Regions from separate parts of the Homo sapiens genome. Here region 1 is linked to region 2. A link is an interaction called in ENCODE POLR2A ChIA-PET data of the cell type or tissue named here. Cell type or tissue: Caco-2. All regions are shown on one strand. Each heading gives the region's core, and the rest is flanking DNA. Links, peaks and the distances in the headings are about the cores only.

The links. ChIA-PET counts read pairs that join two places held together with the same protein. Peaks named below come from ENCODE experiments on the same cell type or tissue, not always from the same donor. Only the 100,000 strongest peaks of a DNase experiment are listed, where the experiment ranks them.
Region 1: POLR2A ChIA-PET joins it to region 2 with 10 read pairs; 31 of 35 experiments call an interaction of 5 or more read pairs at or near these places.

Annotation. Positions count from the first base shown.
Region 1 is chr15:50,410,270-50,421,812 of GRCh38, reverse strand. It overlaps the pseudogene AHCYP7. Among named protein-coding and RNA genes, the nearest start is that of USP8, 8.4 kb to the left of the region's middle. In Caco-2, for the core only: no CTCF peak of the experiment used is centred there; a DNase peak (open chromatin) is centred at 5,642.
Region 2 is chr15:50,341,613-50,352,897 of GRCh38, reverse strand. The region is part of intron 1 of GABPB1 (GA binding protein transcription factor subunit beta 1); the gene reads left to right. It overlaps GABPB1-IT1 (GABPB1 intronic transcript), which reads left to right. Exons shown (of 1, transcript NR_026891.1): 1 at 1-3,962. It also overlaps the pseudogene RNU6-94P. Among named protein-coding and RNA genes, the nearest start is that of GABPB1-AS1, 6.9 kb to the left of the region's middle. In Caco-2, for the core only: no CTCF peak of the experiment used is centred there; a DNase peak (open chromatin) is centred at 8,807.

The DNA of each region.
Region 1 (11,543 bases), core at 1,943-9,942, 69 kb before region 2:
ATGTTAGTTGACAACAACAGTATACATAAAAAAATTTACAAACACTGCAAAACAAATAAAATCCAAGCCATCCATTTGTGACCATAGTCATAAGCATTAACTTAGCCAGGGGCTTTTAGATAATTCTCTGTTAAAGAGGAATTCTGAGAAAAGACTAAGATAACCAAAATGAACATAATGTCAAAGAATGAAATCATGGGAACAATTTGGATTTTGTTCCAAAGTCAAGTGTTTTTTAAAGAATCTTTCCATACTTCATGTTTTGTTCTATGGAGTTCAACCTTTTGACTTCCATGGCCCTTTAGATCTCTTTCGAGCACATTCCATGATTTTTCTCCTGATCATACTCCCTCCACAAAAACCTTTTTCAGCTGGGTGTGGGAGCTCACTCCTGTAATCCCAGCACTATGGGAGGCTGAGGTGCGTGGATTGCTTGAGGTCAGGAGTTTGAGATCAGCCTGGGCAACATAGCAAGACCCTATCCCTACAAAATATTAAAAAATTAGCCTGGCACAGTTGGTGCATGCCTGTAGTCCAAGCTACTTGGGAGGCTGAGGCAGGAGGATTGGTTGCACCCAGGAGTTTGAGGCTTCAGTGAGCTGTAATTCCGCCACTGAACTCCATCCTGGGTGATGGAGTGAAGACCCTGTCTCTTTGAAAAAAATAATAATAACGATAATTAATTTTTAAAAACCCCTTTTTAATTTCCCAACATTTTTTGGCTACTATGATCTCTAAGTGTTACTTCAAATAATTTCCAGTGAATCCACACTTGATGTTGCAGAGCCTGAGTTTGCTGCAGAAATATAATTTCCCACACTCTATGCCTAAAGGGGATTCAGAGCTATCACTGAAAACCAAAAGTATTGGTTTTTAAAGGTGCTTAGACAAAAAAGTCAGGAAAGGCACTCTAAATGTTTAACAGCAATCATCTTTGGGGTATGGGCATCTTGGTAGGTACAGTGTGGTGGATGTCCGTATTTTATCCACCTGAGAGATTATTTGAACTTGTTACACTGAATGTGTATTACTTTTATAATAAAAAATAATTAAGATTTAAAACAATGTATTTGATTAGTAAAAAGCAAATTATATAAATCAGTTTAATAATAATGTTAAGGAGGCCATTAAACAATGATTTGACCAAATCCATATCAAAGTTTGATTGAATTTTTTGGAAATCAGATATTGTGTTACTCTCTGCCCTGTTCTCTGTGAAGTCTTTTCCTTAAACAACTACAAACTTATATGAATAATAGTTCACAAAACTTTGTTGTCCTCTTCCTCTGTAGAAATTAAAACCAAATATATATAATTGAGAAATAATTATAATACTCTTCATTCCTATAAAAGTAATTAAGATAGACCTATAGGATTGTTGAGTATGGCTGCTAAATACAGTAACTAGTAACCACAGCTAGTTGTAAAATTAAAAATTCAGTTCAGTCAAAATATCCATATTTCAAGTGCTCAACAGCCCCTGGTAACTATTGGTTACCTTATTGACCAGCAGATACAGGCTACTTCCATTATTAAAGAAAGCTCTAATGGACAGCACTGGACTAGGGCATGTATTCTGTATTTTTCCCCTCACCCACCATCCAGTAATGAATAATAGTAAAGAGTAAAAGCAAAAAAAAAAAAAAAAAAGTATTGTAACAAACCAGGCAGCAGTATCTATGGCACCTAGAATCTAAGCGGTCATCAGCTGTTTAGAGGCATGGCCTGTATTTGATCACAGCTTCAATTTACATGCCATCCAGCATAAGCAGTAGTCCAAAATCTGGTTCATCTTCCATTCATTTAACAAGTACTTACTGAATGCATGTTCTATGCCAGGCATTGTTTTAGATTCACAATATAAAATTCCTGCTCAACACGGAGCTGACTTACATTCTAGTCGAGGAGACATACAATAAGCAAATACACGTAGACTATGTCAGGTGTTGTTAAGTGCTAGAAGTGTTAGAAGAAAAATAAAACAGGATAAAGGACTAGCAAGGACAGTGGTTTTTGTTTGTTTGTGGGTTTTGTTGTTGTTGTTGTTATTGTTGTTTTTGAGACAGGGTCTTGCTCTGTTGCCCAAGCTGGAGTACAGTGGCATGTTCATGGCTCATTGCAGCTTCAATCTCCCAGGCTCAAGTGACCGTCCCACCTCAGCCTCTCTAGTAGCTGGGACTATACACATGCACCACTATCCCCAACTAATTTTTGTATTTTTTGTAGAGATGGGGTTTCACCTTGTCATTCAGGCTGGTCTTGAACTCCTGGCTGAAGTGATTCTCCTGCCTAGGCCTCCCAAAGTGCTGGGATTACAGGTGTGAGCCACTGTGCCTGGCCAACAGTGATTGTGTGTGTGTGTGTGTGTGTGTGTTTTGGCACTAAGATTTTTATGTACCCACCTTGTTGCTTTCTTTAAACATTATATAAACATAAGCCAAATTATTTTCTGGGGTTGTGATAGAAACCATCTTGTTACAAAGTGGTGGCAGATCTATGCTTTTACGTTTTAATGGCCCCTCTCAACCTCTGGCTGTTACTTCTCTGTCTTTTCTCAGTTGTGCCTTAACAGTCTATTCTAACCCCTGTAAAACAAGGACTAAAAGTACCAACCTCATTGTTATGAGGTTTAAGAGAAGGCCCATCACTAAGCCAGGCTCTCAGGAAAATTCAAACAGTTCCTCCTTGCCCTTCAATATAGCTCCTTCTCATCTGTCATGGGCTGAGGAACCACTGAGCCTGTAAACCAAGCACAGGGGTATAAGTCCACAGACCAGGTGAAGGCCTAGATGGTAAAGTATTAATACATGGGTTTTGTGACTCCACTACCAACTTCCAGGCTAAGGAAGGACTGACTTAGTGAGCAGTTCCAAGACCACTGAGCTTATGGTTCCCTGTGGTTGCCTCCCTTGTACCTCCATCATGATCAGGGCTTGAGGAGGGTCCTCTCAATTCCCTTTGCCACACTTGGAAAAGCATGAGGGATGAGTGACCAGCCCCAGGGAGTCGATGGGGAATACTGGCAAGCCAATCACAAAGTTGGTGCCATTTGCTCTTAGGGAGGAGAGGCGGGGCCTGGGCAAGGACGACAGCTGGAAGGTGAAGGACAGGCCTGGCTCTCAGTAGTGGTAGTGATCCAGCTTGAAGAGACTATCACAGGACATGCCCAGGTACTGGGCCTGCTTCTCAGTCTGCTTGGTCAGTTTCATGTTCACCTTGCCCAGATGGGCTTCAGCCACTGCCTCATCCAGCTTCCTGGGCAGGAAGTGAACCTCAATGGGGTACTTATCTGAGTGGGTCCACAGCTCAATCTGCACCATCACATGGTTGGTGAAGGAGTTACTCATCACAAAGCTGGGTTGGTCCATAGCACAACCCAGGTAGACCAGCTGACACTCAGCCAGCAGGATGGTGCCACGCCCATTCTTTAGCCAGTACTAGTCCATCTGGAGTTGATGTTCACCTTCTTCATAGCATTCTTGTTGAGCCACCTGACATCGATTTTCACGTCAAAGTGTCCAGTGTTACACACGATGGCATCATCCTTCATCTGTTCAAAGTGCCTGTTGGGCAGCTAGCCAAGGATGATGTCAACACAGCCTGTGGTGGTGACAAAGATGTTGCCCTCCTGACAGGCCTTGTCCATGGTGGTCCCCTCATAGCGCTGCATGGCAGCCTGCAGTGCATTGATGGGGTCGATCTCGGTGATAATGACGTGAGCCCCGAATCCCTGCAGGGCCTGGGCACAGCCCTTGCCCACATCACCATAGACCGCTACCACAGCTACCTTGCTGGCAATCATCACACCTATGGCCTACTTGATGCCATCTGGGGAGGGACTGGTGGCAGCCATAGAGGTTGTCAAACTTGCTCTTGGTGACAGAATCATTAACGTTGATGGTGGACACCTTCAGGATCCCATTGGCCATCATCTTGTATAGGTTGTGGACCTCAGTCATGGTCTCCTCGGAGATGTCTCTGATGCCCGACAAGAGCTGTGGGTACTTAGTGTGAGTGAGGTTGGTGAGGCCCCCAGTGATGTCCAGAATCATGTTGAGGAGCTTGTCCTTGAAGTACAGTGTCTGCTTGGTGCACCAAAGGTACTTCTCCTCCGTTTCTCCCTTCCAGGCGTTCACTGGAATCCCAGCCTTGGCAATGGCAGCTGCTGCATGGTCCTGGGTGGAGAAGATGTTGCAGCTGGACCACTGCACTTCAGCACCCAGGACAAGGAGGGTCTCAGTGAGGACGACTGTCTCCACAGTCATGTGCAGGCAGCCAGTGATGCGGACGCTCTTCAGTGGCTTGGAGGCTGAGTACAGCTCCTACACGTGCATCAGGCCTGGCTTCTTGTTCTCCTCAGTGTCCAGGGCCTTGCATCCCCAGGCGGCCAAACCAATGTCAGCAACCTCGTAGAGTAGTTAATGAGACATTCTGGCGGTGCTTCTGCACAGAATGATGGACACGGGAAAAGGGGACCAAGCCTCAAACCGGGGACAGGCACAGGGCCGGCAGCACTGGGCAGGGCAACAGTGGTATTTGTAATGGGATAGTCAGGGAAGGACTCCCTGTGAAAGTGACATTTCCATAGAGCCTTTGGTGAAGAGAGGGAACAAGCCATGGATACATGTGGGAGAAGAGCAACCAGGCAGTGGGAGCAGCACAGGTGAAGGCAGTGAGGCAGGAAAAGGTGGGTGTGCTGGAGGAACAGCAAGGAGGCCATATGGCTGGCATAGAGTGAATGAGTGGGATCATGATAAGAGATGATCTCAGATGGGTGGGAAGGGAATGGAGCAGAGATTACGTAGGGCTTTGTAGGTCACTAAAATATGTTTATCCAGAATAATGCAAGAAGTGAATAATGTTAGTAATTTATTTAAAAATCATAGCTTTTATTCATATGATACAATTAGCAACATTGTATAAAAATTTTCATTCCAATTTTTTTTTTTAGCCAAAGCATAAGTATCCTGTGGTTTCTTTACTGAGCATTTATTCTTTTCTATCCATCTGTTTTTTATTGCCTAAAGACAATGATTACCACTGGTAAAGCCTTCACATAAAATAAATTTAACGCTTATTTGAGCAATAAAGGATTCATGAATGAGGCAGCACTCAAAATTGGAATAAGTTCAAGGCTGGGTGCAGTGGCTCATGCCTGTAATTCTAATACTTTAGGAAACTGAGGTGGAAGGATCGCTTGAGCCTAGGAATTCAAAACGAGCCTAGGCAACATGGTGAGACCTTGTCTCTACCAAAAAGTTAAAAAAAAAAAAATAGCCCAGCATGGTGGTGCATGCCTGTAGTCCCAGTTACTTGGGAGGCTGAGGTGGGAGGATGGCTTGGACCCGGGTCAAGTCTGCAGTGAGGTGTGATTGTGCCACTGCCCTCCAGCCTGGGTGACAGCACAAGACTTTGTCTCAAAAAAAAAAAAAAAAAAAAGAATAACTTCAGAGAGCTCCACTTTAACAGCATGAGCAGCAGCATGCTTATAGGCTGAACATGGAGGCAAAAGTAAAGAAGTTACTTCATTGGCTACAGCTAGGCATTTGCCTTGCTTAGGTATGATCCAGTGAAAGTCCCTAGTTATATAACTAACAGCTGGCTGGCTGTTTGTCATTGGCTGGTAGTTGGCTCTATGATTGGCTGAAGCATGGCTTGGGGTGTGTGTGTGTGTGTGTGTGTGTGTGTGTGTGTATGTTTAAATGTAATCAGTTTCCCAGAGGACGAAGAGAAGCTAAGCAGAGCATACATGCTCAAGTATTTACATCTCAAATTTACCCACCAAATAAATGACTTCCCTGGGAAGAGCTAATAAAGAGGTGCAGGAAGGTCAGGAGTTACACTAATTACATTCCCTCCACAAGGAAGAAACATCAAAAATGGGAGAGAAAGTTCCTCCCTCGCGATTGTCCAACAATCTAAAAAAAAAAAAAAAACTCTAGTTCACAGACATGTAAGATATTAGCATTATGAAAAAGAGGAACATTTGCTAGAATTTAAAGACCCAGAGATTTGACAATGCATATGAATAGCTAAAGATAATACACCCATATCATAAGTAATCTTTTTCTTTTCTTTTCTTTTTTTTTTTTTTTTTGAGACGGAATCTCACTCTTTTTGCCTAGGCTGGAGTGCAGTGGTGCGATCTCAGCTCACTGCAACCTCCACCTCCTGGGCTCAAGCGATTCTCCTGTCTCAGCCTCCTAAGTAGCTGGGATTACAGGCTCACGCCATCAGGCCTGGCTAATTTTTGTATTTTTAGTAGAGATGTGTTGGCCAGGCTGGTCTCAAACTTCTGACCTCAGGTGATCCACCTGCCTTGGCTTCCCTAAGTGCTAGGATTACAGGCGTGAGCCACCGCACCTGGCCCCACAAGTAATTTTTTTCAATTCTCTTCCAGATTTTCTTTTCCAGAGACAGGGTCTCTGTCTGTCACCCAGGCTATAGTGCAATGGCACAATCAGACCTCACTGCAGCCTTGAACTCTTGGCTTCAAGTGATCCTCCCACCTTGGCCTCCCAAAGCCCTGGGATCACAGGTGTGAGCACCATAGCAGGCCTCTTCCAGCTTTTTTTTTTTTTTTTTTTTAAATATTTGGGCTTTACTCCTGATTTCAGGCAATGATAAACTAAGTTTACATTAGCAAGAAAATGGTGACAGAGGGAAGAGGGGAAAAGTAAGAAAGGTCAGGAAGTAAGGGAATTAGGAACAAAGAAGAAAAGAGAAAGGAAGATGAGATAATTGTTTTTAGAAAGTAGGTGTAAATAGTCTCAGACTTTTTCTATGCATCTCCACTGCATTCTACAGAGTTGAGAGAAAGTCGATAAAAAATTTTAATTAGTTACAAGGAATTCCTCTAAATTAAGTTTTGGTTTGCTTGTGTAAGGTTTCTGGGTGCAGAAACAACCCCAGGCTAATGGCCTTCTGCTTATTTTGCTTTAACACCATATCAGACCAGTTGCATGGCCCATTAAACACTTTATCTCTAGAGGATGCATCACCAGACAAAATGGTGGCAAGTCTTGGCTGTCCTCCTAGATATCAACATCAAAGGTTAGGTACTTACCACTCTTTGCGCTTCACTAGGACTCTATCAGCCACTGGTTTATCTTAACTTATAAAAAAAATTGATTAATTCCCCACCTAGGGTCATATGAATTTTATTTATTTATGTTTATTTATTTATTTATTTTGAGACAGAGTTTTGCTGTGCCAACCAGGCTGGAGTGCAGTGGCTCCATCTCGGCTCACTGCAACCTCCGCCTCCCGGGTTCAAGCACTTCTCATGCCTCAGCCTCCCAAGTAGCTGGGATTACAGGTGCGCACCACCACGCTGACTAATTTTTGTAGTTTTAGTAGAGATGGGGTTTCACCATGTTGGCCAGGCTGCTCTTAAAATCCTGACCTCAGGTAATCCACCCACCTCGGCCTCCCAAAATGCTGGGATTACAGGCATGAGCCACCACACCTGGACAAATTTTATTGATTTTTATTTATTTATATTTTTGAGACAGGGTTTTGTTGTGTCACCCAGACTGGACTGTAGTGGCAAAATCACAGTTCACTGCAGCCTTGACCTCCTGGGCTCAAGCAATCCTCCCACCTCAGCCACCCAAGTAGCTGGGACTATAGACGTGCACTACCACGCCAGACTAATTAAAAAAAAATTTTTTTTTTTTTGGTAGAAACTCACTATGTTGCCCAGGCTGGTCTTGAATACTCCTGGGTTCAAGCAGTCCTCCTGCCTTGGCTTCCAAAAATGCTGGGATTACAGGTGTGAGCCACCACATTGGCTGAGTTTTATTTATTTATTTTTATTTTTTGAGATGTAGTCCTGCTCTTTTGCCCAGGCTGGAGTGCACTGGCGCGATCTCGTCTCACTGCAACCTCCGCCTCCCGGGTTCAAGCAATTCTCCTGTCTCAGCCTCCTGAGTTGCTGGGACTATAGGCACATGCCACCACCCCCAGCTAATTTCTTCTGTATTTTTAGTAGAGACAGGGTTTCACCATATTGGTCAGGCTGGTCTCGAACTCCTGACCTCAGGTAATCCACCCACCTCAGCCTCCCAAAGTGCTGGGATTAAAGGCGTGAGCTATCACACCTGGCCTGAGTTTTACTTTTTAATATGAAGTTATACTTCTCTCTAACTGGACTAAACTTACCTCAATAAGGTAAGAGATGCCCTCTCATTCTATGATTTCATGAGTTAATGAACAACTCTGTTTACTTTTTATCCCTTCTTAATTTTACAGTTAGGTCTTCTCTCTGCCCTTGTTTGTTTCATTTAAGATAATTAGAGTTTTAATCTGGTTAGTATGTTATTGAGGGGTTCCCCATTTCACTGATTACTTTGTCTTCTTCTGAACCTTCCCTGCTTTTAGTAGCTCTTTCTCACAGTTGTGATACTTGGGATACAGTATTAGAAATGGAGATACACATGGTTTTATCCCAACAAGGGAAAGTTTTCAGTGTTTGAGCCTATCACACAAAATTTTTACCTACTGATGGAGGTCAGCAAAGACTTACTTAATCCTCTTCTTCTTCTTCTTTTTTTTTTTTTTTTTTTTTGTTGTTGTTGTTGAGACGGAGTCTTGCTCTGTCACCCAGGCTAGAGTGAAGTGGCGCCATGTAGGCTCACTGCAACCTTTGCCTCCCAGGTTCAAGCGATTCTCCTGCCTTAGCCTCCTGAGTAGCTAGGACTACAGGCATGTGCCACCACGCCTGGCTACTTTTTTGTATTTTTAGTAGAAATGGGTTTTCACCATGTTGGCCAGGCTGGTCTCAAACTCCTGACTTCAAGCAATCAGCCTGCCTCGACCTCCCAAAGTGCTGGGATTATAGGCGTGAGCCACTGTGCCCGGCCAGTCTTACTTAATCTTTTTATGAACTCAGCCATAAAAAGGAATGAAATAATGTCTTTTGTAGCAACTTGGTTGGAGCTGGAGGCCATTATTCTAAGTAACTCAGAAATGAAAAACCAAATATCATATGTTCTCACTTATAAGTGGGAGCTAAACTATGAGGATGTAAAGGCATAAGAATGATATAACATACTCTGGAAACTTGGGAGGAGAAGGGAGAGGGATGAGAGGGATAAAAGACTACATATAGCAGTCTTTTGGGCACACCTTACACTGCTCAGGTGATGGGTGCACCAGAATCTCAGAAATCACTACTAAATAACTTATCCAGGTAACTGAAAACCACCTGTACCCCAAAAACTATTGAAATAAAAATAAAAATAAACTTCTTATGAATTGTCTCTGCAATTTTGTCATATTAACATTAACTGGCAAAAAGAGAATCCCATTCAACAACCATAGGAACTGTTGAGCTATAAATGTACTGAATTGAGATCATAACATCAACACACATACTTAAGTATTTTCTATATATTTACAAAAAATAGCTATTAAGTTTTAGCTGTAGTAATATTTTAAAGGAAGCACATAATTTAAAGAAGATACTTCAAGTCAAAATTCTAAAAAAATTATGGCTGGGCACAGTGGTTTACACCTGTAATCCCAGCACTTTGAGAAGCCAAATCAGTATAATATCTTGAAGACAGGAGTTTGAGACCAGCCTGGGCAACATAGTGAGACCCTGCCTCAATGGTAATAATAATAATAATAAGTTGTATGAAGTGGCTCATGCCTGTAGTCTCAGCTACATGGGAGGCTGGGGTGGGAGGACTGCTTGAGCCTAAGAGATTGAGGCTGCAGAGAGCCATGATTGCATCACTGCACTCCAGCGTGGGCGACACAGCAAGATCTTGTCTTTAAAAAGAGAAAAAAATTCTAAAAAAAATTTCTGCAATTTATTCTCCTTTATGTGACTCCTAACTAACAAGTAATATGAGGTCATCTATGGGAATAGAAATGTGATGTTTTTATGGAGTGTTTACTTCTTCCAAATCATTGGCAAATGTATTAAATAATACATGCCTGGTGGTTTTCAAACTTCCATGTTATCAAGCAATACATGGCTTGAATAAACAGCACAACAACACCCAGTGTAGGCCCAAAACAAAAACTTGCAAACTCAGGGCTAAACAAATGCATGGGATCCCCTAGTCTCTCACCAACCCATAGAAAGCTGTGTTCGCTGCTGATATGACTGGACGCACCTTTGAAAGTGTTTCAGAAGAGAGATCAGACTCACTGCCACTTCACTTATCCATGAAGGAGTTTGGAGGGAGCAGAGATCACTCAGCCAATTTGGAAAACTTGGAGTTTTTCTATTGGGGTTAAAATAGTGTTGGTCTATGTATGTAACATAGCTTTTTTTTTTTTTTTTTTTTTTTTTTTGAGACAGAGTTTTGCTCTTGTTGCCCAGGCTGGAATGCAATGGCACGATCTTGGCTCACGGCAACCTCCACCTCCCAGGTTCAAGCGATTCTCAAGTAGCTGGGATTACAGGCATGCGCCACGAAGCCCGGCTAATTTTGTATTTTTAGTAGATATGGGGTTTCTCCATGTGGGTCAGGCTGGTCTCGAACTCCCAACCTCAGGTGTTCCGCCCACCTCGGCCTCCCAAAGTGCTGGGATTACAGGCGTGAGCCACTGCGCCTGGCCATATGTAACAAGCTTTTAGACACCCATCAGCTGGGGAGTTTTCCATATCAATCCTGGTTTCTGCCTTAGGCTGAGCCAGCTTGTTGCTAAGCTGCCCGATGAGAGCCAGAGTACCTGTGTTATCTAGCAGACAGATGAGTGTGTCTTTCCTCAAGTATGCATAACAGCCATCCTGGTGTTTTCACTCAGTAGGTAAAGAGATGGAGCCAAGAAGATTTTTTTTTTTGAGACAGAATCTCACTCTGTGGCCCAGTCTAGAATGCAGTGGAGCGATCTCAGCTTTCTGCAACCTCCACCTCTTGGGTTTAAGCAATTCTCCTGCCTCAACCTCTGGAGTAGCTGCGACTACAGGTGTGTGCCACCACGCCCAGCTAATTTTTGTGTTTTTAGTAGAGATGGGATTTTGCCATGTTGGCCAGGCTGGTCTCCAACTCCTGACCTCAAGCAATCCACCCGCCTCGGCCTCCCAAAGTGCTGGGATTATAGGCGTGAGCCACTGCAACCAGTCCCAAGAAGCATTTTTAAATGCTCATGGTGACTCTCATGCTGGTGGTCACAGATTGCCCCTGAAGAAAGAAACACTACTTTACTCAGTCATGAGACAACATTCTCCTCAATCTGAATTTGCTTTTTAAATAGCTGTGAGAAATCTTGCGGAAGATTTTTGAAATTTTAACTAGATGATGAGATTCTTTATATAGTTACTGGGAGTTTATAATCTTATCTCTGTAATATTTTTAAATTCTAAATCTCCCAGTATGTCATTCTATAATCTGCCAAATACAGAGGTACAATGTATAAATCACTTTTAATGGTTCTTTTTGTGATAGAAATGTATGAAAGGGCGATACCATTCTGGTTGTTTTTCCTACATTTATATAACAAATTATAACAAAACTGTTAAAAAAGTTTTGTCACAGAGGTGCGAGTATATTAGGTATGTAAACATGTAGTAAGTGTGAATGTGT
Region 2 (11,285 bases), core at 2,141-10,140:
TTATTGGGAGACAATTATACTTAATTGATTAATGCATAAAAATTTAAGGCCGTATTTTAATGGCTTTGAAAGGAAGCTAAGTTTGTTTCCAGTTGTTTCTGTGAACTGTAGTCTGAATCTGTCAGTCTATAGTTCTCTACTGTTCCATCAACAGGAAGCATCTGGTCATTCTTCGTGTAATTGTTAGAAAATACCAGGTGTACTTTTAATGTTTGCTGTTCAAACGAAAATAGATTGGATCTTGGTTAAGTTCACTTGGTTTGGCCAGGCACAGTGGCTCACGCCTGCAGTCCCAGCACTTGGGGAGGTGGAGGCGGGCCGATCACCTGAGGTCAAGAGTTTGAGACCAGCCTGGCTAACGCGGTGAAACCCCATTTCTACTAAAAATACAAAAAATTAGCTGGGCGTGGTGGTGCGCGCTTGTAATCCCAGCTACTCGGGAGGCTGAGGCAGGAGAATCGCTTGAGCCAGAGAGGCAAAGGTTGCAATAAGCCAAGATAGCGCCATTGCATTCCAGCTTGGGCAACAGGAGCGAAACTCTGTCTCAAAAAAAAAAAAAAAAGTATGCTTGGTTTTAGTGTGTTTTTTCCCATAACATTGTGTCATTGTAATGGACCACATCTCCTGTACCATGAATTTTTTTTTACTTTTTTCTTTTGCCCCTCAGTACCAGAAATATTAACAGGTAACAGGTAAAGTGCACGTCATGAGGAATTCAGAAATTCAGAAATTACATGAAGTTTTGCATCATGAATTTATTTTTGAGGGTGCACGAGGCAGTTACCCAGTCTCTGTTTGCAAGTAGCCTGAGTTCAGATGAACTCACTGATGGCCTCCATCTCTTCTGACTTTGCAAACGTTGAAAAACAAACCCACACAAAATCTTGAAGTTGAGAGCAACTTAGTTTCCTTAGTGTCATCCCTCTGCTCCCCTCTCCTCCCCAACAACTAGTATGGTTTCCAGCTAGTAATCACAATGTTTCTATAGCTCTGATGTGCCTACATTGGGATAGCTACAATTAGTATTATAGTTTTCTGAAGATGTTTGTTCCATCATGCTTTCTAGAAGGTAAATCTAGCACTAGATGAGATCAGTATTAGGGCCTGTGTTTTTTCTCAGTGTTGACATCACAGTGCTCTATACAAAGAAGATGCTTTGGTGCAATCAGCTGTCAGTTCAGTTGGTGGGCTAGTGCACCTTTCTGTCTCCCTCCCTCCCTCCCTCCCTCCCTCCCTCTTTCCTCTCTCCTTCTCCCTCTGTCCCTCTCCCTCTCTCTCCTTCCCTCCCTGTTTTCCCCTTTGCACCTCTTCTTTCTTTGACAGGGTCTTGCTTTCTCTGTTACCCAGGCTTAGTGCAGTGGTGCGATTATACTTCACTGCAAGCTCCACCTTTCAGGCTCGAGCGATCCTGCCTCTGCCTCAGCCTCCTGAGTAGTTGGGACTACAGGTACCTGCCAACATGTCTGGCTAATTTTTTAATTTTTTGTAGAGACGAGATCTCACTGTGTTGCCCAGGCTGGTCTCAAACTTCTGGACTCAAGTGATCCTCCCACCTTGGCCTCCCAAGTGTTGGGATTATAGGCGTCAGCCAACACACCCATCTGTGAATAATTCTGAAGTTGGTAGAACAGCTTATTGACAGAGCAAGGTGTTAGCCCCACTTTACTGTGTACTAGTTATATTATATTTGGGGTATTGTGTTGGCTTTTTGGGTAGCATACTATCATAAGTGAGACCTTGTATTCATTCTCAGACTTTATCAGAATCATCTGGAGAGCTAATAAAAAGCCACACAGAGGCCCAAACTTAAGTAGGGTAGGAACGGACCTTAATTTTTCTCATTTCCAAGGTGGTAGACACCTAAGTGTCAAAATCACTTATCTGTAGAGCATAAACGAGGACCTTGATCATGAGAGAAATGGAAATGAGAAAAAGTTGAAAAAATGGGATGTTTGACCTAAAGAAGAGGAGCTTCTTTTAAGAAGTAACAGCCACTTTTAAGGATTTGGAGTTCTGTCATGCAGAAGGATCAGATTTGACTTGACCAGAAGGAACTAGGGTCAGTGGGTGGAAGTTTAAAAGAAGCAGATTTCAATTCTCTTTCAAGATAAATTTCCTCAAAATTGTGAAAATAGAATGAGTTGTTTTGGGTGGTAGGCTGTTCCTGTTCACTGACAAATTGGGGATTCTAGAGTAGAGGAATCGTACTGAAGGAGAATTTGAGCTAGGTGTCTTCAAGTTACCTATAAACTTTGAGGTTTTATTAAATATGCCGAGGTTTACAGGTGGAAGAACAAAAAGCTAATTGAGTGAAACAAACTGGTTAACTTGATAATAGTTTTTGCCTTCCTGGATAAAGAGAAATGAGTATTAAGTGAGAAGGCTATTTAATGAAGGGCTTTAAACCACACTGTAATTTGGTAGATTCAGCAGCTTTAAAAATTGGCATACCTTCTGACATGGAAATTCCCTTTAAAGAATTTTTTTTTTGATGTAGTAAAGATGTGTGTGAATATTTAATTGTGAGCATACTAGATGCAGTATTGTTGATTATAAAAGCTGTGTATTAATGCCTTTAAGCCCCACGGTAATCATATGAAGTGGGTAGTACTATTTCTGCTTTTCAGAAGAAAAAACAGGCATAGAGAAATGAGGTTGCTTGCTCAAGGTACCTGAGTTAGTTAAGTGTTAGGGCCAGGACTTGAATCCAACCAGTGTGACTCTAGAGCCAGTACTATTGATCATTATATGGTAAAATTGTAAACAACCTAAATGTTTCACAGTGATTGTTAGGGTCCATCCCTACAGTGGGGTACTGCCTTCTCAGCCATGAAAATGATGATAGAATAATATAAAGACATGAAAGGATGTCTTGGTATATGTAAGTGAGAAAAAATAAATTTAAAAACATGATTCCATTTTGGTAAAAAAACCCAAAAATATATTATGTCTGGAAGGATATGTGCCAAATTGTTAAATGGTTATTTCTGAGTGTAGTTTTACAGGTGATTGTTTTCTTTTTGCTTATCCAAATTTTCTAACTTCTACAATGAATATAAATTATCTATCATGTTGTAATTAAGATATTAAGATGTAACTTTTCAATAAAAAATTAAATGTGTTAGCATAAGCTGAGAAATTTGGGTTTTATACTCTGCATTTTAAGCAAGTTTGTAGAAATTGTACATGAGAATTTGTAAATGCATGTAGTGTTTTGTAATTTTTTGTTTGATTCCTTATTCTAGAAGTAATATCAATTGAGTAGAGAAACATATCACTCCTACCACCCTACCATAATCAATTATTTTGTTGTGTGTTGTTACTCTTATGTGTAATATTTTAAATATTCATCCCAGTGTCATCCCAGTTAGTCATACTCTAGCTGTGTGATTTTAGGCAGTTTACTTAATCTCTCCGTGGCTCAGTTTCCTTCTTTGTAAAATGTGGATTATTATAATACTTAGCTCATGATGATTGGAAAGATTAAATGTTATTTCATATAAAGTGAACAGAACAGTACCTGAAACATAACAGTTAATAGCTCAATAAATGTTAGCAATTATAGGATCACAGTCCACCATTCAAACTCTTAGGGTCTAATAGGTTATGGAATTAGGAATTTTTTTTTTATATGGGCAAGGTAGTAATGTGTAGCCTTCCAATAGAGTCCAGTGCAATATCCCCCTTCAAAAGTGTTACTGTTTCTGCAACAAAATGTATGAATGTTCGCACTAAATAGGATAAAGACTGTAAATAGCTTCATATCAGTTTGGGTAAGGTTTACCACAAGATGAGTTATTTTGGGTTTCAGAAGTTTTTTGGATTTTTGGAATTGAAGATAAGGAACCTATAAAATATTAATTTTGAGTCCTATTTTATAATATTAAAACATCTTTTCATGGTATTTTATAGTTTTATAGTGCATGGTAAATTAAAGTCAATTAAAATGAAATAATGGAAAATGTCCACCTCCATCTCCTTTGATTTAAAAAATACTCAGCATACTGATACTATGATTTAAAAAAAATTTTTTTTTTGAGATGGAGTCTCACTCTGTCGCCAAGCTGGAATGCAGTGGCACGATCTTAGCTCAGTGCAATCTGCGCCTCCTGGGTTCAAGCGATTCTTCTGCCTCAGCCTCCCGAGTAGCTGGGACTACAGGTGCGCGCCACGACGCCCAGCTAATTTTTGCATTTTTAGTAGAAACGTGGTTTCACCATGTTGGTCAGGATGGTCTTGATCTCTTGACCTTGTGATCTGCCTGCCTCGGCCTCCCAAAGTGCAGCAATTACAGGTGTGAGCCACTGTGCCCAGCCAAAAAGTTTCAAAGTTTAAAAAAAAAAAAATGGCCGGGCTCAGTGTCTCATGCCTGTAATCCCAGCACTTTGGGAGGCCGAGGCGGGCGGATCACTTGAGGTCAAGAATTCGAGACCAGCCTGGCCAACATGGTGAAACGCCGTCCCTACTAAAAATACAAAAATTAGCCAGACGTGGTGTGTGCTTGTGTCTCGGCTACTCGGGAGGCCGAGGTGGGAGTATTCCTTTAGTCTGGGAGGCGGAGGTTGTAGTGAGCGGAGATTGTGCCACTGTACTGCAGCCTGGGTGACAGAGCAAGATTCTGTCTCCAAAAAAAATTTAAAAAACTACTCCTGTTGGTCCTGACTGTGATTCTATTTTAAAGAATATCTTAAACCCACTAATGCTGTGATTATATTACATAATGTAGAATCTTTTTCTGAAAGAGGCTTGAGCATTCCTATAACCCAATTAGCTTGTTTATGTCTCATTACACTTGAGGGATAAGATACTTTTACTATGGTGGTTTACTATAGTAGTGATTCTTTTTTTTTTTTTCCAGATGGAGTTTCACTCTGTCACCCAGGCTGGAGTGCAGTGGTGTGATCTAGGCTCACTGTAACCTCTGCCTCCCGGGTTCAAGTGATTCTCCCAAGTAGCTGCAGTTACAGGTGCCCGCCACCATGCCCAGCTAATTTTTGTATTTTTAGTAGAGACGGGGTTTAGCCATGTTGGCTAGGCTGGTCTCCAACTTCTGACTTCAAGTGATCTGCCCACCTTGGCCTCCCAAAGTGCTGAGATTACAGGTATAAGCCACTGCGCCCAGCCTATAGTAGTGATTCTTTAAAGGAGGTGGGTAGATGACACTGTGATACCTGTCTTTAATGCACCCATTCTGTGCATGTAGAGACTGAGGTGGTTGTAAAATTACAGTACTGAACTTTGGAATTAGGTCAATTCTTCTCATTATGATAACGGTTTTGGATGTATAGCCCCTTCTGACTCCTGGAATCCTTTATTTCCACAGCACTTCCCATGTATCCAAACAGAGGAAAAAATAATTAGTAGTATAGTGCTTGCTTCAGCAGCACATATACTAAAATTGGAACGATGCAGAGAAGATTTTCATGGTCCCTGCACAAGGATGACACATAAATTTATGATGTGTTCCATATTTATTATTATTTTTAATAATAAAAAATAAAAAAAATTTGTATGGTGTGTAAGTGAATGATCTAAAAAATTTCCTTTGTGCCCTAAATGACTTGTGTGAACTCTGTGATCTTTGCCAATGTGATTATTCTTCCTGTGTTCCTTTACTTGTTCCATTCATAGTGACCCTCAGTTTCTTGCCCTAAGTGCTATGGTCTAAAAGCTTGTGTCTCCCCATAATTCATGTTGAAATCTTAACCTCCAAGATGATGGCATTAGGAGATGGGGCCTTTGGGAGGTGATTAGCTCAGGTGGGTAGAGCCCTCAGGAGTGGGATTAGTGCTCTTAAAAAAGAGACTCCAGACCGGGTGCAGTGGGTCATGCTTGTAATCCCAGCACTTTGGGAGGCTGAGGTGGGTGGATCAGGAGGTCAGGAGTACAAGACCAGTTTGGCCAAGATGGTGAAACCCCATCTCTACTAAAAATACAAAAATTAGCCGGGCACAGTGGCAGGTGCCTGTAATCCCAGCTACTCAGGAGGTGGAGGCAGGAGAATCGCTTGAACCTGGGGGGGGCGGAGGTTGCAGTGAGCCGAGATGGCGCCACTGCACTCCAGCCTGGGCGACAGAGTGAGACTCTGTCTCAAAAAAAAAAAAAAAGACTCCAGACAGCTTGTTAGCTCTTTCTTCCACATGAGGTTACAGCAAAAAGACAGATGTCTAGAAGCTGGCCCTTACCAGATACTGAATCTGCCAGTGCCTTATTTTGGACTTCTCAGCCTCCTGGGCTGGGTGAGGTGGTTCACTACCAGCCTTGGCACCATAGTGAGACTCCCATCTCTACAAAAAAAAAAAAAAAAAAACTTTCTGTTGTTTGTAAGCTACCCAGTTTATGGTATTTTGTTACAGCAACCCAAACAGTCTGAGACGTTTAGCTTAACTCCTGTATGCACTAGATACAGTCTGCACTTTGACATCAATCACTTATTTTATATTTTACTGGACTCCTGTTGTCAGATTTTTCCACCATCGATTTCTTCTGTTTTCCCTCACAGGTCACAGCATATTTGTGGAGGAAGGTGAGTAATTATGAAGATTTCTTGGCCACTATAAATTTACGCTGAACAATTCCAAATAGGCCCCTCCTACTTCTTGGCAATCATCTTATTAATTGCATTTTTCTGTTGTCTCATATTCCTTCTTCCTCTTTAACTCTTAATAGATGCCATTTACTTCTATATAAGTGAAAAAGGAAAACAGGGTACAAGCTTGCACATTTTTTTTTCATTGTAACCATGACAAATCACTGTTCTTTCATCTTATTTTGTAAATTGAACGGAAGAAGAATCCTGCTGCCACAGTTAACTTTACCTCTCTGGTCACTTTGATTGTTATTTGCAATGTTTTTTCTTCCCTACCTTAAAATATGTACAGACTTCTCACCGGGCGTGGTGGCTCATGCCTGTAAACCCAGCACTTTGGGAGGCCAGGGCGGGTGGATCACGAGGTCAGGAGATCGAGACGATCCTGGCTAACACAGTGAAACCCCGTCTCTACTAAAAATAAAAAAAATTAGCTGGGCGTGGTGGCGAGCGCCTGTAGTTCCAGCTACTCGGGAGGCTGAGGCAGGAGAATGGCGTGTACCCGGGAGGCGGAGCTTGCAGTGAGCCGAGATCGCACCACTGCACTCCAGACTAGGCGACAGAGCGAGACTCCATCTAAAAAAAAAACAAAAAAAAATGTACAGACATCTGTACTTTGGGAGGAAAAAAAATCAATTTTGATGAACTGCTGCTACTGTTCTTTCTAGCTATCTGCTGCATTTCTCTTCATTTCAAAAATTTTAAGAATTGAATTACAATTGCTGCCGTGAGTTTTTACTTTTTTTTCGAAGACAGGGTCTCACTGTGTTGCCCAGGCTGGAGTACAATTGCAGCTCACTGCAGCCTTGACCTCCCCAGGCTCAGGTGATCCTCCTACCTCAGTTTCCCGAGTAGCTGGGACTACACGCATGTGTCACCATGCCTGGCTAATTTTTGTATTTTCCTGGTAGAGACAAGGTCTCACTGTGTTGGCCAGGCTAGTCAACTCCTGAGTTCTTTTACTACTACTTTCCTAACTTACGCAGTTTTGGAATAGCATAATTCAGATTGTCGCTTCAGAGGACATCTTTTTTGTCAATAATATTGGCTTCATCCTGACTCTTTTCAGCTAGTATATATGTGTTACTATTTCCACTGAGGCTTTTTAATGTTCTCTCCTTGCCGTTTGTGTTAGTTTGCCATCCTGGTTTTCCCTTCTGACTATTCTGTTTTCTTTGTTGTTTCATGAGCCTCTTAGCACTGTTAGTCTCATCAGTACTTGATTATTCCCCTCTTAGATGTTTTATATGCTGATGACTCCCAAATGTGTGTCCCATCCATGTTTGATGCTCCAGTAGTTTACTGGATATTTCTGTTGGAACGCTCAAGGAATTTCCATCACTTTTAGATTTATTATTATTCAGCCTCTCACCTGCTTTCACCATTTCTTTTAATTTTATCATACTTAAATTTTGAAGTAGTCTGCGATGCATACTTTTGCTTTATTTATTTATTATTTTTTGTTTTTTTGAGACGGAGTTTCATTCTTGTTGCCCAAGCTGGAGTGCAATGGCGCAATCTTGGCTCACTGCAACCTCTGCCTCCTAGGTTCAAGCGATTGTCCTGCCTCAGCCTCCTGAGTAGCTGGGATTTCAGGCGTGCACCACCATGCCTGGCTAATTTTGTATTTTTAGTAGAGATGGGATTTCTCCATGTTGGTCAGGCTGGTCTCAAACTCCCAACCTCAGGTGCCGCCCTCCTCGGCCTCCCAAAGTGCAGGCGTTACAGGCGTGAGCACAGTTTTTTACTCTTTATTGGCTCCCAGTTTGTCTTGGAATTCTGCATTGCCTATTATTTGCTTCCTTTAAACTTTAGATTTTCCTTCCTTGCATCCTTTTTGCATATGGCTGCCAGAATGATTTTCCTGAAAATATTTTGAACCCATTGCTAAACATATAAGCCTGAGGAGAGAACATGTGCTATTGACCTTTGCACTGTCTATTCTGTCAAACAAAGTGAATTGAACCTTGCTGAATAAATGTTTGAAAGGGTCACCATTTGCTCAAAAATTTGAATGACTCCCAGTTGTTTACAAGATAAAGTCCAAATTCTACTTTCTGACTTTCAAACCTTTTTATATTCTTCTTCAGCCTTATTCCTTACTGTTTAACATTATCAAGCTGGTGTTTACTCTGTAATATACCTTGCTTAAGCACAACTCCATGCATTCTTCCTTTCCTTGCCTGTCAGAGCCTACTCAGGGATGTTTGCCCTGCGGCTGGCACTGTTCTAATCTCTGATGTTATAGTAATGAACAAAAGAGAAGACAAAGTCCCGTTTTCTTGGAGCTGACGTTTGTGGGGAGGGACACATAGTAAACAAATACGTGATGTTAGGTGGTAATGAGTAAAATGAAAAGGAATAAAAGTAGGTAATAAAAGATGATTGTTTATTCTGACTTCCAATAAAAAATATATCTTACATGGTAATTATATATGTTACTATGTGCATGTGTGGTAACTACATTTGATTGGCCAGGTGTGGTGGCTCATGCCTGTAATCCCAGCACTTTGGGAGGCCGAGGCGGGCAGATCATGAGGTCAGGAGATCAAGACCATCCTGGCCGACATGGTGAAACCTCATCTCTACTAAAAATACAAAAACTAGCTAGGCGTGGTGGTGTGTGCCTGTAGTCCCAGCCACTCGGGAGGCTGAGGCAGGAGAATCGCTTGAACCTGGGAGGTGGAGGCTGCAGTGAGCCGAGATGGCACCACTGCACCTCCAGCCTGGTGACAGAGCGAGACTCCATCTAAAAAAAAAAGAGGTGAGGGGATAGATTGGTGGGATGTGGTAGCTATCTTAGGTGGTCTGGGAAAGCTGCTCCCTGGGTGTCCTAGAGTGCAGGAGCAAGCCATACAGTATCTAAGTGAAGAGTTCTAGACAGCAGAACCAACTTGTGCTAGACCCTAAAGTGCGAACACATTTGCCTTGTTCAAAGAATTGCTGACTTTTGTGGCTAGAGCACAGTGACTAAGGGGGAGAATGATAGATGAGCTGAGAAGAGATGATGGGGAGATTGATAGATGAGCTGAGAAGAGATGATGGGGAGATTGATAGATGAGCTGAGAAGAGATGATGGGGAGACAGATTATGCTTCAAATGTTAAGTCCTGCGGGGCACGGTGGCTCACGCCTGTAATCCCAGCACTTTGGGAGGCCGAGGCGGGTGGATCACGAAGTCAGGAGATCGAGACCATCCTGGCTAACATGGTGAAACCCCGTCTCTACTAAAAATACAAAAAATTAGCCGGGTGTGGTGGTGGGCGCCTGTAGTCCCAGCTACTCGGGACGCTGAGGCAGGAGAATGGCGTGAACCCGGGAGGCGGACTTGCAGTGAGCCAAGATCGTGCCACTGCACTCCAGCCTGGGCGACAGAGCGAGACTCCATCTCAAAACAAACAAACAAACAAACAAAAACAAATGTTAAGTCCTTCATTGAAGAGGCCTTCTTTGACTACTACAACTTGTTAATATAAACCTTGAAACCTATCTAACAACTATAGAAGTAGCTCTCAGATGATTGTTTATTCTGACTCCCAATAAAAAATATATCTTACATGGTAATTATCTATATATGTTACTATGTGCATGTGTGATAACTACATTTGATATATGCTGATATTTTCAAAAACATTGGCTTTAACCTACTAAAGTGATTTCACAGTCTGTTAATAGGTCATGACCAACAGTTTGAAGAGCACTGATCTATGGTGTCTATACCCACTTAAACAAAACACTGAACTACAAACTACTTTTGTTATAATCTACAAATTTTTTCAGTTTGTGAAATATTTTTGGTTAAAGATCTTGCCTTTAATTTTTGTGTGTAGGTTTACAGTGTTTATAATAATGCTGAATAGAAAGGACTTGTTTAATTTAGCAAACATCTGTTGAGTGGTATATTAGAAGCTGCTAGATACTAAAATACACATAAGAATAAGATAAACCATTAGCCTTTACTCCTATAAGGGTTAAAAAAAAAAAAGAGATCAATCCTTGTCTGAATTCCTAAGGCTTATGGGAGAGGAAAGCTTATAAATAAATCATTTGTAATGTGATGGAATCTATCTAATAATGGAAGTGTGTTAAGGCCACAATGAGAGAATAAAGAAGTGATTAATTCATTTTGCTGAGGTCAAGGGAAACTTATCGGAGGAGGTAATGTCTGAACTGCGTTTGGAGGGAGAATAGGACTACTTAGGTAAGTTCGGGAGGGGAAGACGTCTTAGGCTGGATAACATATAAAGGAGTAGAATCATGAGACAGAATAGCACATGAGGGTATTGTAAATAACCCTGTATTAAAATATAAATCCAAGGGGTAAGTGGTGAGTGATGAGGCTGCAGTGAGGCACAGGTCATATCCTTAAAGGTCTGAGACGCGTTGGAGTTACCACTTATTTAATGATTATGCATATTAGGGGAAAATACTGTATAGTCAGAATTAACTTGTAGGAAGTTGCCATTTGGGAAGTAAGGTACCATCTCTCAATAATTCCAAAACAGTCAGTTTTTCCTCTAGTGATGAAATATATCACTGTTTCCTCAATTGTGCCCTAGAGGAAGACGGTTTACATTTGTGGGCTATGTTGTACAAAATAAAATCTTATAAAACGTTAACTTATCCATTGCAATGAGAAGTTCATTCCATAAGATGCATTTGAGAACTGAGACCTACTGAGGAAATAGATTCATATT